Regions from separate parts of the Homo sapiens genome. Here region 2 is linked to region 1. Evidence: read pairs that join two places in POLR2A ChIA-PET (ENCODE). Cell type or tissue: PC-3. All regions are shown on one strand.

The links. Peaks named below come from ENCODE experiments on the same cell type or tissue, not always from the same donor. Only the 100,000 strongest peaks of a DNase experiment are listed, where the experiment ranks them.
Region 2: POLR2A ChIA-PET joins it to region 1 with 11 read pairs; 4 of 35 experiments call an interaction of 5 or more read pairs at or near these places.

What each region holds. Positions count from the first base shown.
Region 1 is chr3:171,949,183-171,951,682 of GRCh38, forward strand. All of the region lies in intron 1 of LOC105374217 (a long non-coding RNA gene), which reads left to right. Among named protein-coding and RNA genes, the nearest start is that of TMEM212-AS1, 50 kb to the left of the region's middle. In PC-3, no CTCF peak of the experiment used is centred here; a DNase peak (open chromatin) is centred at 1,419; H3K27ac peaks cover 1,455 bases.
Region 2 is chr3:171,805,606-171,808,105 of GRCh38, forward strand. The region is part of intron 1 of PLD1 (phospholipase D1); the gene reads right to left. Among named protein-coding and RNA genes, the nearest start is that of PLD1, 3.6 kb to the right of the region's middle. In PC-3, no CTCF peak of the experiment used is centred here; a DNase peak (open chromatin) is centred at 986; H3K4me3 peaks cover 1,283 bases; H3K27ac peaks cover 2,500 bases.

The DNA.
Region 1 (2,500 bases):
TGTATTTTTAGTAGAGACGGTGTTTCACCACGTTGGTCAGGCTGGTCTCGAACTCCTGACCTCAAGTGATCCACCCACCTCGGCCTCCCAAAGTGCTGAGCTTACAGGCATGAGCCACCACACCTGGCTGGTGCACCTCTTTTCTAAATATGAAGCCAGGAGTGCAATATTCGCTTGGGTAACTTGTCTATTGCATTCAATACCTATCATGATCTGACAAAAATACCTGATTTCTTGAAACCAAGTACTACGAAGATTATATTTTGTAACAATACTGACCCTATAACCTTTATTTCCTTTTTTACTCAGTTTATTTCCCATCTATTTTGTCATCAATAATTGAATAACTTAATAAATAAAGTAGATTATCCAGACCTCAATAAATGTACATAACAAAACAAATTGTGCTGAGGACTACCCAGCTGTAACAAGCTATGTTTCTTATTAAGGGAAGAGCCACAGGTGGTGACAACTGAATCTAAGACTAAATACAGTGTGTTTTTAGAATCTGATGGAACCAGTGGTGTGCTGGTAAATGTTTAACAACTAGCTCTCTAAAGAAAGAAAAGAGCCCTGATTTATGGTGTTTGTTGATTTTCATGGTATACATACTCCCACCACAGCCATTTTCAAGCCGACAACATGAAATCAGAGTTGGAAAGAAATGCTACACTTGGCTCTCAGGACTCAATAGGAGCTAATCCCATCATATCACTTGGTAAAAGATTCACAAAATGGGGTCTCCTTTTCACAAAACTGCTAAAAATAAATTCGAAGTCTGATCTAATATAACGATTTACATACAGAAGAAAGGAATTCTGTGACAGATGTTGATATATAAAGCCCTCATAAAACAATAGGGATGGCATTTCAAAGGCTTTTGGAAAATAGGAAGTTCAAGACAACAGCTTTGGTGACAGAGGTGGATGTTACCATTATTTTCCTTCTTCCAGATGTCATCTAACGTATAATTTTTTTGAATTAACATTCATAAATCTTAAAAAGTAAAAATCTTTTACTTCAAATCTTAAAAAGTAAAAAAATGTGTTATTCAATATTATCAGGGAATAAGTATTTTACAGAAGCAATTTTTTTAACAAGTTCAATCCTCTGATCAAAAAATGTTTAAATATTTTTCTAATCATATCACACAAAATTTTAGGGAAAATGTAACAATTCTCTGACTTACACAATGCATAATGGATGTCATTACATTACTGGTTCTTCTTTTAGGACATTAAAAAAGATTTTGGACTGGTCTGTAAAACACTGCAGTGCACTGAGGAACTATTTAAATAAATTGAGCTGTGGGAGGCCCCCCTTCCCACTGTTGTGTTCTTGAGTATTTAGGTTGGCTTTTTATATTTCTCCCTTCCTTTCATCCTTTCTGCCTGCTGTGAGCTGTCACTTGCTGTCTGAGTCACAGCCTCTGGCTATTTCACTGCCTCCTCCCATTTCTAATTTGCTGCTTCTAACCTGCCAAGGGCTAGGAAACAAAGCAGTTAGCCCACCTTCTTTGCCTTATGTATAAGACAGACTCAGAGAGAGGGCCTTGGAGGCTTTCCTATGAGGAAAGGGCAACGATTTAAGTCCATCAAAGTTGACATCTAGTTTCCCATTGGAACTTAATCTGTACATTTCCTAAAACAAAGAAAACATACTAGTGTGCCCATGATCCTATGCAGTTGAACTTGGGGCTGAGATCTATATTGTTCACAAATTGACTAAGATATTACAATCGTCTCTCATCTTACAATACTTTGAAATATTGAGTGACTTTTTTCCTATCTCAGGACATCTCCAAGAATAGACTTGTCCCACTAATTAGAGTTGGATTCCTGACATGAAATCTGTTACCTTTGCTTCCTTCTATTCAGGGTTGTCTACTGCCTCTGACTTGTCATCTATAGTCACACAGAGAAAGACAACTCTGCTTAATAATTTGAGATCTCTCTGTCTCAGTCTTTTTCCCCACTTAGGTAAAATTTACATACAGAAATGCACACATCCTAAGTATACAATTTAATGAATTTTGATCAATGTACACACCTAAATATTCATCACTCCAATCATGATATAAACTTTTTTTTTTCTCAGATGGAGTCTTTCTTTGTCTCCCAGTCTGGGGTGCAGTGGCACGATCTAGTGGCACGATCACTGCAACCTCTGCCTCCTGGGTTCAAGTGATTCTCCTACCTCAGCCTTCCAAGTAGCTGGGACTACAAGCATGTACCACCATGCCCAGCTAATTTTTGTATTTTTAGTAGAGATAGGGTTTCACCATGTTGGCCAGGCTGGTCTTGAACTCTTGACCTCAGATCACCTCAAGTGATCTGCCCACCTCAGCCTCCCTCCCAAAGGGCTGGGATTACAGGTGTGAGCCACTGCACCCAGCCATGATAAAAACATTCTATCTATCAACCGAGAAAGTTCTCTGTGCCCCTTCCAGTCACTTTCCACCTCTCACAGGCAATCACTGTTCTAAACCTGTTCTCTGAAT
Region 2 (2,500 bases), 140 kb before region 1:
CCCATGCTCCACCTTAATTTCGTTTTCCGAAAAATAAAGGACTTGAACAGATTGTCTGAGTTGCACTATAATTGCAATTATGTCAAAGAACAAGGACGAAATGGAAATAAAAAAACCTAAAAAAAAGTTTGTTAAGAGGATGGAATCACAGGTTATGTTTTTTTCTAGACAGACAGCAGTGTCAAAACTCTGGGTGCAAGCTGCCTGGGATGGATCCCCAGCTCTACCATGTGCTAGTTGTGGGATCTCACTATGCCTCAAACTGCCTCATCTATAAAATGGGCATAGGCCAGGCTCAGTGGCTCATGCCTGTGAATCCCAGCACGTTTGGAAGCCAAGGTAGGAGGACCACTTGAACCCAGAAGTCTGAAACTAGCCTGGGTGACATAGCAAGACCTCATCTCTACAAAATAAAATACAGTAAAACAAACATAAATAAATAAATTAAACGGCCATAATAAGATTACCTACTTTACAGGGTTGTTCTGAGGGTTAAATGTATTCATGTTTGTAAAATGCTTAGATGAGTGCAAGGCACAAAGTAAACACCACGTAAGTGTTTATTAAATAAATAATTCATTTTATTCTGTCGTTGTAATGTTTGCTCAATAAATTTAAAAATTAAGAAAGTTTCACAACAGAAAAAAAACACTGTGACACTATGAAACACTTACGTAACATACACTTTTGCTTAATAACCCAGCACTAAAACAGCTGGGGTCCAGATTTTACACTGCACTGTGAATTTAGGGAAACTAACACACTGGAATGTGTTCCCACTGAAGCATAAGATGCGATTTGTATGATTCTCTTTGTAATCAGAAATGTCACAGGCTTATGGGAAAGTTAGGTTTACATGTTTCTCATTTTAACCCTGCAACAACTTTTAGCCACACCCTAGCAAATACATTTTATTTTGTGGTGCTAAGACTTAAAGGATTGTAAACACAAAACCAGACCTTGCAGAGCTACAGCTTTTCTTGTGAACACAATGACTCAGCCTAACTACAAGTTTAAAGAGACATATCTTATGTGTTGGGTCCCCTAGTATCAATCTTTAGTAAACATCTGGGATGGACAGGAAATTGCTACACACTGCTTTTAGTTACTAAAAAGGCAACACTACCTGAGCTCAAGCATAGTTTAGATAGGTACTATTTGCACTGCTATAGAGGACAACACTGACAATTGTTATTTTTCTGATAGATACTCAGGAGAGGAAATGATCAATAACAATAATTCCCTTACGTGTTCCTTCCTCTTGACAGCTAAACCCCACAATACCCTTAGACACAAGTTTAAATACATCACAAGCTTATCCTCAAACAGTAATGTATTAGGTCTTTCCTGCTGTAGATAAGATTTGTTAAACAGTCTGGCTATGGCTTTTTACCTTTTCTCTTTTAAAAGTGCATTTCTCAGCTGGGTATGGTAGCTCATGCCTGTAATCCAGCACTTTGGGAAGCCGAAGTAGGAGGATTGCGGGAGCCCAGCTGTTCAAGACCAGCCCTAGCAACACAGTGAGACGCCATCTTTATAAAAATACAAACAAAACTGGCCAAGGATGGTGATGCGCACCTCTAGTTCCAGCTACTCAGAAACTGAGATGGGAGTATCACTTGAGCCTAGGAGGTCAAGGCTGTTGTGCCACTACACTCCAACCTGGGCAACAGAGTGAGACCCTGTCTCAAAAAAAAAAGTTTAAAAGGTGCATTTCTCTAAAGCTACGAGAAGGAACTCAAACCTTGCTTAGTGATAAAACTAAAGCCTGCAACACAACCATTATCATTAAAATGTTATTAAAACCCTGTAAGAAAGATGAAGAGTCTTGTGGATGGATGGTGGTGACGGTAGCACAACGATGTGAATGTATTTAATGCCACTACATGTACACTTAAAAATGGCTACAATGGTAAATTTTATGTTGTACATATTTTACCACAACAAAAGTGAAATTATAAGAGAAAAAAAATTTTTTAAAAAAACATCCTGTAAGAGAACATTTATACACTGTCGGTTGGAACGTAAATTAGTTCAGTCACTGTGGAAAGCAGTTGCAGATTTCTCAAAGAACTCAAAACGGAACTACCATTCAACCCAGCAGCCCCATTACTGGGTATATATCCAAAAGAAAATAAGTTGTTCTACCAAAAACACACACAAATTCATATGTTCACCACAGCACTAGTCACAATAGCAAAGACATGGAGTCAGCCTAGATGCCCATCAACTATGGACCGGATAAGAGAAAATGTGGTCCATATGCATCATAGAATACCATGCAGCCATAAAAAGTAACACAATCGTGTCCTTTGTAGAAACATGGATGCGGATGGAGGTCATTATCCTAAGCAAATTAATGCAGGAACAGAAAATCAAACATTGCATGTTTTCACTAATAAGTGGAAGGTAAACATTGGGTACTTATGGATATAGAGACGGCAACAATAGACACTGGGAACTACTAGACGTGGGAGGGAGGAAGGAGAGCAAAAGTTAA